Regions from separate parts of the Homo sapiens genome. Here all the other regions are linked to region 2. Evidence: chromatin contacts called from ENCODE Hi-C or POLR2A ChIA-PET data. All regions are on one chromosome and are shown on one strand. Each heading gives the region's core, a stretch centred on a gene start or an enhancer-like site at or near the end of the contact. The rest is flanking DNA. Distances are from core to core; before and after follow the strand shown. Region 1 has its middle 19 kb from the start of ARHGAP25. Region 2 has its middle 26 kb from the start of FBXO48. Region 3 holds the start of C1D (C1D nuclear receptor corepressor).

The links. Hi-C counts contacts between places; a loop is a spot of excess contacts on that map. ChIA-PET counts read pairs that join two places held with the same protein, here RNA polymerase II (POLR2A). Pooled maps may share reads with other maps.
Region 1: a loop to region 2 is called in a pooled map, with 3 times the contacts of the local background. The contact joins two enhancer-like sites. A Hi-C loop is called at or near these places in 3 of 50 pooled maps. POLR2A ChIA-PET finds 5 or more read pairs at or near these places in 3 of 52 experiments (CD4-positive, alpha-beta T cell, OCI-LY7 and PC-9).
Region 3: a loop to region 2 is called in a map of PC-9, with 6 times the contacts of the local background. The contact joins the promoter of C1D here to the enhancer-like site in region 2. A Hi-C loop is called at or near these places in 3 of 168 maps with a recorded cell type or tissue (GM12878 and PC-9), 11 of 37 single-sample maps with no recorded cell type and 12 of 50 pooled maps. POLR2A ChIA-PET finds 5 or more read pairs at or near these places in 1 of 52 experiments (MCF 10A).

The regions. Positions count from the first base shown.
Region 1 is chr2:68,714,254-68,716,953 of GRCh38, reverse strand. It overlaps a transcript of ARHGAP25 not described here. Among named protein-coding and RNA genes, the nearest start is that of ARHGAP25, 19 kb to the left of the region's middle. RefSeq lists enhancers at 1,375-1,454, 1,723-2,017. Within about 2 kb of position 1,438, at least 14 of the 41 ENCODE cell types and tissues checked have a DNase peak (open chromatin) inside an H3K27ac peak, as active enhancers do.
Region 2 is chr2:68,440,044-68,442,743 of GRCh38, reverse strand. No RefSeq gene overlaps it. Among named protein-coding and RNA genes, the nearest start is that of FBXO48, 26 kb to the left of the region's middle. RefSeq lists a silencer at 704-943 and enhancers at 1,134-1,183, 1,274-1,323. Within about 2 kb of position 1,388, at least 9 of the 41 ENCODE cell types and tissues checked have a DNase peak (open chromatin) inside an H3K27ac peak, as active enhancers do.
Region 3 is chr2:68,061,618-68,064,409 of GRCh38, reverse strand. C1D (C1D nuclear receptor corepressor) reads left to right here and starts at 1,406. Exons shown (of 5, transcript NM_173177.3): 1 at 1,406-1,452. RefSeq lists enhancers at 1,055-1,555, 1,308-1,717, 639-1,838.

The DNA.
Region 1 (2,700 bases), core at 189-2,688, 270 kb before region 2:
ATTAAGGAATACACATAAAACAAATACTGCGAAAAATATTGAATGTCACATTCTGACATTTAAAGAGAGATAGAATCTACATGAATCGTTCAACCAGGATCAAAGAGTAAAGAGAACGACCAGCTGTGGCAAAACCATGTCACAATGAAGGAAGTTTGGTTCAGAAAACTTATACAGTAGAATAAGGACGCCTATCTGAGATGACCCTAAGATCCCACGGTGGTTTCTCACCAGTGTAAGTGCTACCTCAAGATAACATCATGTGGTTGAAGGTTTGAATAAAACGATGTATATACATTCTCAATCTGCTTGTGCTGGACAACTGAAATTTCAGTTTCACAAACTTATGAAGGCAAAGGGACCCATGTTCTTCATCTTCTTAGAGAGAAAGATGTCCACCCAAGCTTCAGGGAAGGATAGATATAATCTAGGGCAAACTCAGGAGCTCTGAGAGCCCCTCCCCATCAAGTTGACTCACCACAGTGTCCCCATCTACCTTGAATGGTCTGCATTTTGGAAGAAGCCACAAAATGAAGAGTTAAGAATCATTTCCATAGCATTAGCGTATGTTCCAAGAGGGTTACATGGATGTCCCAGAGGGAATCTTGCTGGGCAGCTCTCCTCCTCCACTATTTCATCTTTCTTTCTTCTTTTGAAAAGGGAGAATGATAACCAAGTCTCAGTAAAAGCAAACAATGAAACAATCTGGGCCTTCCCATTCAAGTTGGCAAGCCAAACACTCCTTTATCTCTCTGCTTTCCCCAAATAGATGGCAGTAAGGAAGATAGGAAGAATGGCGGGCACAGGAAAGGATGGGCAGGCCAAGGATTTTCATTAACTTCTGGAAGCCTGTCAGTGGATGGAATTACACTCAGGAAGTAACATTAGCAGAGGGAACAACAGCTCAGAACATGGCCCAGAGAAGGATGAAAGAGGGCAGGGCGCCAGAAGGGCCCCGGACTCAGAAATGGCAGGTGTGAAAACGACTGAAAATACCTATGGAATAAAGAGTGAAGTAGATTCATTTCTCCTCCCAACCGCCCTCACCTGTTCATGTAATAGTGGCTTTTATGGCCCAGCCTACCCAGAGAGCTGTTCTTGGCAGCCACTTATCTATGTCTGGGAGGAGATACAGTTCCAGAATGGAACTGTGTTCGGGTGCCTCACTGCTAAACCAAACTCAACATGTTCTTAACTTTAAAAAATAATACATATCATACAAGAAGTCCACAGTAGGATGGCTCCCAGATGGTTACTCTTGGGGCTCTGGCATTCATTCCTCAGGCATCCAGGTTCTTCCCTCGGTTCACCTCCTCCACTCAGTGTGTCCACAAGATGGCAGTAGCAGCCCCATGCCTCTCACCTACACGGGAAAGCACCCGGTGCAATGCCTCTTACTCTTCCCAAGCATCTTTTTCAAGAGCACGACCGCCTCCCGGAAGCCCCTAAACAAGCCTCCCATTGCACTGCATTAGCCAGAGCAGGGTCACGTGCCCACCCCAAACCAATCACTGGAAGAAGAAATGAGTTTTGTCTCTTTGTTGTTGTTGGTGGTGGTGTTTGGTTGTTTGATTGGCTGTCTTAGAACGGGGCTTCTCAAACTTGAGCAGGCATCAGAATGGCCTGGAGAATTTGTTAAAATAGCACATGGGTTGCTGGGCGCCACCTCCAAAGGTTCTGATTCCATAAGTCTGGGGTAGGGCCCAAGAATTTGCATTTCTACCAACTTTTCAGGCAGTGCTGAGGATTCCAGTTCGAGAACCACTGGATTTGAGGAAGCAACCAACAGTGAAAAGTCCCATCCTCCCCAGGCACTTTAGGAGTGGTTCTAGCCTGACTTCCTGCTCACAAGGTTCAAGTTAAGCCTTCCAGCGCACAAGCCCCACCCTCATGCTCAGGGCTAGTCATGCCTCTCAGTCAGGGAAGTCATGATTCTAACCACCAGAAGAGCTAAAAGCAGAAATGTCCAAAAGTGGCAACCTCAGGGGAGTGCTGGGAGAGAAGGGGAGGAAGGGAAGTGAGACATTTTATTATTGTCATATGCCCATCTGAACCCATTGTATTTTTCTTTCCTTCCGTATTTTAATAAAAAATACTTTTTAGTGCACATTTTTTTTCTACTAAGGAATATTTTCAACTTTTTGCCCTTCTCCAACCAGGCATTTCTGTGTATCAGGATGAAGGCTGTGCCTGCTCCTGAATGACTACTGGGTAAATAACGAAATTAAGGCAGAAATAAATAAGGTATTTGAAACCAAAGAGAACAAAGACACAACATACCAGAATCTCTGGGACACGGATAAAGTAGTGTTTAGAGGGAAATGTATAGCACTAAATGCCCAAAGGAGAAAGCAGGAAAGATCTAAAATTGGCACCCTAAACATCACAATTAAAAGAACTAGAGAAGCAAGAGCAAACGCATTCAAAAGCTAGCAGAAGACAAGAAATAACTAAGATCAGAGCAGAAGAAAGAGATAGATACAGGAGAAACCCTTCAACAAATCAGTGAATCCAGGAGCTGGTTTTTTGAAAAGATTAACAAAATACATAGACCACTAACCAGACTAATAAAGAAGAAAAGAGAGAAAAATCAAATAGATGCAATAAAAAATGAAAAAGGGGATATCACCACTGATCCCACAGAAATACAAACTACCATCAGAGAATACTATAAACACCTCTATGCAAATAAACTAGAAA
Region 2 (2,700 bases), core at 139-2,638:
TGGGTTTTCCAGATATACTGTCATATCAACTGCAAATGGAGAGAGTTTAACTACTTTTCCAAGTCTTATGCCCCAATTTTTTAACTAGTATACTAATGTCTCCAATATGATGTTAAATAGTAATGGAGATGGCAGACATTTTTACCTTGTTTCTTGCCTTAGTGGGAATGTTTCCAGTATTCTAGTATTACTCCATTATAATATTCTCTTTCTCTTTCTCTCTCTCTCCCTCCCTCTCTCCTGTGTCTCTGTCTCTCATACATATATAAAATCATGTTAAAGGAAAACCCATTAATGTCTATTTTATCTAATACTTCTACTGGAAATGTATATTAAATTTTATAAAGGGACTTTTTGGCATATCTGATTTGTTATACATTTCTCACCTGAAAATTTCTAAGAACTTTACTAATATTAGTACTCTACATTCTATAACAATAGTTTCTTCAGTTGATACAATGTATGTATGTTTTCTCAGCTCCAGAGAACCAATAACATTGAATATCATATTTTAGAACCATGAAAAAACTTGATAAACAGTCTGACTTTCTTCGCCAAAACTGTCTTATAATAGTATCTTTCAACGATTAAGTACTTTTCACATGGCCATTTATGTACTCATCAAAGAGTCTTGAAAGGTAGTTTCTGACATTAATATTTTTAAGATACAAAAATGCAGACTTATAGAAGTAACATTACTTAAGCAAAGCAAAACAGCTTGCATATGGAGGAGAAAGACCTTGACTCCAGGACTGGCTCTAAAATGCTTTCTGTCACATCGTCCTTGAGATCTGGTCAATGCTAATCCTCTGCCAGCAGAGGGCGCAATACTTCTATTAAAGCCCAGTCAAAGCGCTTGAGTGGGAGCAGCTAGTTCCCCATTGCAGCCCTGTTGGCTGATTGCAAAACCTCAAAAGTCAGAATTTGTCTGTACCCTTTTAGTTGCAAATGACAGAACTGAAACTAGTCCTGCCCAAACCAGGTGGGAGGGTTGGACTGAAAATGGAGTAGGGTGTTTCCCCAGAGAGAACATAGAGTATAGCCCCAAAATGACAAAAAGCCTCTTCTGCTAGAAATATAAGATATCAGGGAACATAATACTCCAATGAAGAGACTTCTCTTCCCACTCCACCCTTCAGACCTGGCCTGGCCAACAGGCCACCCCCTAGGTTTCTATCTGAACCTTCAAAGATCCAATTAAGAACACTTAAATTCAGCTTTTGCGTATTTTATCCACAAAGGCCCAAGTCATTATTCTGTATTTTGCCACAGGGATATTATTTCATACGGATTTGTTCTCCAAAACTTCAGCCTGGCATTTCCACTGACTCTGTAGCTCTGTGAAACCAAGCTGTAGGTGTGAGTATATTCTGTTGACATAGCAGATATGAGCTCTGAGGTTGGGTTAAGTGTAAAGAAATTTCTCACCCTTTTACTAACATTGTGAATAAATTCTAGTCTCTTGTGTGAAAAGACTGTAAAAGGAGTTCACCTGGGGATGAGAACATTTCTAAGATTATGTTTTTATTCTTTCCCTCTGAAAACTCGCATAGGCAGAAAGAATGAGCCAGAGGCCTTGGGGAGTTGAGCAAAGTAACCAAAATTCACATCCAAAATTTCATTTCATTTAAAAATAAACCTATCACATGGAAATTTTGAAATTCATCTCCTGGATTATGTGCTTTAGTACACACACACACACACACACACACACACACACACACACACACAGTATCCACACCTCAAAATGGAAAGTAAAATGTACCCAAGTATGGTGTATAATTTTATCTCAATATGACTTACTTTTGGATTCTACTTTCCTGACCCTGCCCAAAGTACAATGTATTTTTGATTCAAAAGTCAACACTCAAGATTAATGTCCATAGATAACAATAATAGTTGAGTGCTTACTATACAGAAGCTATCCTGCCAACAACCTTTGGAGGAATTCCCTTCCTTGGAATTGCTGTTGACATAGCAGATATGAGCTCTGCTTGCTGTTGACCAGCAGGCTTGCTGTTGGCATTAAACAGATACATGAGAGGTCACGCGCTGATCTGGTTTGGCTCTGTATCCCCACCTGAATCTCATCTTGTAGCTCCCATAATTCCCACATGTTGTCGGAGGGACACAGTGACAGATGATTGAATTATGGGGGCAGGTCTTTCCCATGCTGTTCTCATAATAGTGAACAGGCCTTACGAGAGCTGATAGTTTTTAAAATGGGAGTTGCCCTGCACAAGCTCTCTTTTTATCTGCCGCCATCCACATAAGATGTGACTTGCTCCTCCTTGCCTTCCACCAGGTCTGTGAGGCCTCCCCAACCATGTGGAACTATAAGTCCATTACATGCATTTTCCTGTATAAATTACCCAGTCTAGGGTATGTCTTTATCAGCAGCATGAGAACAGACTAATACACATACCCTGGCAATTCAGGCCCCCCTGCACTGCCCTCAAGAAACCCGACTGGAGCCCCCAACCCATGAGGGTTGTGTAGGCTCAGAGGCTGCTCTTAGTAAGTCATGTGGCTTGTCAGCTTTGTTTCTTCTTAAGTAATGGGAGCTTATTTTTCCAGACCTTTATTCCATAAATGCTTGGGGATTTAGAGTTAAATTTTAGCAAGTTTTAACATTTTGATTGTATGTAATTCCTCCTTTAGTCTTTTGTCACCTCTCTATTTTTGTTCTCTCTGTTTATC
Region 3 (2,792 bases), core at 157-2,656, 380 kb after region 2:
CGTGCTGGGAGAAGCACTACTCTCTTCAAAGCTGTCAGACGGACATTTAAGTCTGCAGAACTTTCTGCTGCCTTTTGTTCAGCTATGCCTTGCCCCCAGAGGTGGGGTCTACAGAGGCAGGCAGGCCTCCTTGAGCTGCGATGGGCTCCACCCAGTTCAAGCTTCCTGGCCACTTTGTTTATCTACTTAAGCCTCAGCAATGGCAGACGCCCCTCCCCCAGCCTCGCTGCTGCCTTGCAGTTTGATCTCAGACTGCTGTGGTAGCAGTGAGCCAGGCTCCGTGGGCGTGGGACCCTCTGAGCCAGTCACGGGATATAATCTTCTGGTGTGCCGTTTGCTAAGACCGTTGGAAAAGCACAGTATTAGGATGGGAGTGTCCCAATTTTCCAGGTACCGTCTATCATGGCTTCCCTTTGCTAAGAAAGGGAATTCCCTGATCCCTTGTGCTTCCCGGGTGAGGTCATGCCTCGCCCTGCTCTGTGGGCTGCACCCAGTGTCTGAGAAGCCCCAGTGAGATGAACCCGGTACCTCAGTTGGAAATGCAGAAATCACCCATCTTCTGCGTTGCTCATGCTGGGAGCTGTAGACTGGAGCTGTTCCTATTCGGCCACTTTGGAACCTCCCCCAAAACTTTAAATATTACATACATGGTGCTTGTTCAAAATGCTTTTACATGCATTTAATATACGGACAACTGTTTCATGCATAACTTTTTATCAAATTACAGCCGTGGAATGACAAGTTACAAATGTTAAGACAATGCTCAATCGCTTATACTACACTTTCAATGAACAGTATGTACAGTTTCTGTTAATGCCTTTATTTTCTATTATGTTTGTTCTGATTGCATACATTGAAATGCAATTTTACATTTATTTGAAACTAATAAAAAATTTGGGCTTGTATTTTGCACATATTTTCCCCATTTTTCTACTAATTCATTTTTACTGTATTTTATAGAAGTACCTTTTACTGACAGATTGGAAAAATAAAGAACCCATTCTTCCCCACGGATAATCTAATAAAGAACCTGTTCTTCCCCACGGATAATCTGGGAAGCTGCTCTAAGAGGCTCATCTAGAGGCAGACAATAAAAGGGTAGAAAGAATGAGGGCCCTGAAAAAAGCTTCTGGGAAAGTAAAAACCCGAACAAAGTTTCGATAACTAAGATTTTTTTCCTGGTTAAATACACTCAACCTGTATTTGGGGTGAGTGTTAGCCGGGTACAAAGGTAGACAAAAGTTCCGAGTGCCGCCGCAATCGTCTCCCACAACATGGGTCTGAGCTACTCAAAATGAGATTTGCCTTTGGAGAAGAGTTAAGGAGCAGGGGGCGTGGCGAGCAGCGTGAGATCATCGGGAAGCGCCGCTCGTGGCGGGGGCAGAGCCGGCGCGTCATTGTCGTCATCGTTGCCCGACCGCTTTCCGGGAGACTGGAGTCGAAGGCCGTGAGGTATTTTTCTAAGGTGTAGTTTCAGTTTTTCTCCTGCTCCTGTTTAACTCCGCTTTTCCTCTCCTGGGATTCCCCTGTCATCCTCTGGGCAGACTGAGAAAATCGGAGTTTGGCTGCGTAGCCTTCCAGGAATGCAGTCTCTCACAGCTCTTCGTTGGGGCAGCATTGTTGGCAGGTCCCCCACTTCCGCTTGTTTTGGGGCTGCTTGCAGGCTTTGGCTTACCCCGGCCCCTCATTTCTCTCTTTTGCTCCGGTCTCTCTCTTTTTCTTCGTTTGTTAACCACCCCCTTCTCAAATCTTGGAAGACGAAGAAATTAAAAACAAAAATCAAAAAACATTGAAGTCTTCACAATTTTCAGCTGTTTTCAATCTTGCTTAGGGAGAGAGGCTAAAGTGGAACGTCTAGGGGAGTAACTTTACTGTGTTAGCTCCGTTTATCATTCACATTCACAGACTGCCTGCTGCTGCAGTATTAGCTCATCTGAGATAGTGGGCTAATTTCGACCTTTAGCTGAAATCTGTAGTGGGTAATCCAAGAGAGCAGTTTTTCTTGATGACCCGGATAAGTTCAGTGTAACTCAAACTTGTTTCAAAATAGCTTTAATGTCCTCAATGTTTGCTGACTACAGTTCAGTTTTGGCTTGATAAAGATGTATTTGTCGCAATGAGATGTTTGCTATCCACTTATTAACCTATTAGGACTGTCTGATGGTGGACTGAACCAAGACTTAACCGTGATTTTTTAAAAAATTAAATTTAAAAATTTTGTGGGTACATAGGTGTATATATTTATGGGGTACACGAGATGTTTTGATACAGGCATGCAATATGTAAGAATCACATGGAAAATGGGGTATCCATCCCTTCAGGCACTTATCCTTTGTGTTACAAACAATCCAGTTATACTTTTAGTTATTTAACTCTGTATTTTTGATTCAAAAACAACAGATTAGCCCTATTGAAGTACAGAGAAATGTTTGTGTTTGGTGGAAATGATAGAACTCATTGTTTTGTTGAAAGATAGTGACAAGTGTGAATAACGGTTTTTCAAAATAAAATTCTCAGTCAAAAGATACTACAGCTGCCTTCAGTTAGCTGTGTTGTATGTATCACAGTTCAAAAGTAATGTAATTTTTTTCTTAACTGCTTTTACCTTTTCAAATGGCTCTTCATATGTATTATCTCAGCTACTGTTTCCAAAGTTGACCCTTCAAGCATGGCTCTAAATAGTTCACATTGGATTAGAGTATTTGGTAATTTTCACTTTTAGTAAAATACTATCTAATGTATTGAGTGCTAACTGAGCCAGGCCCCGTTCTAATGGCTTTTATCTAGTTTAT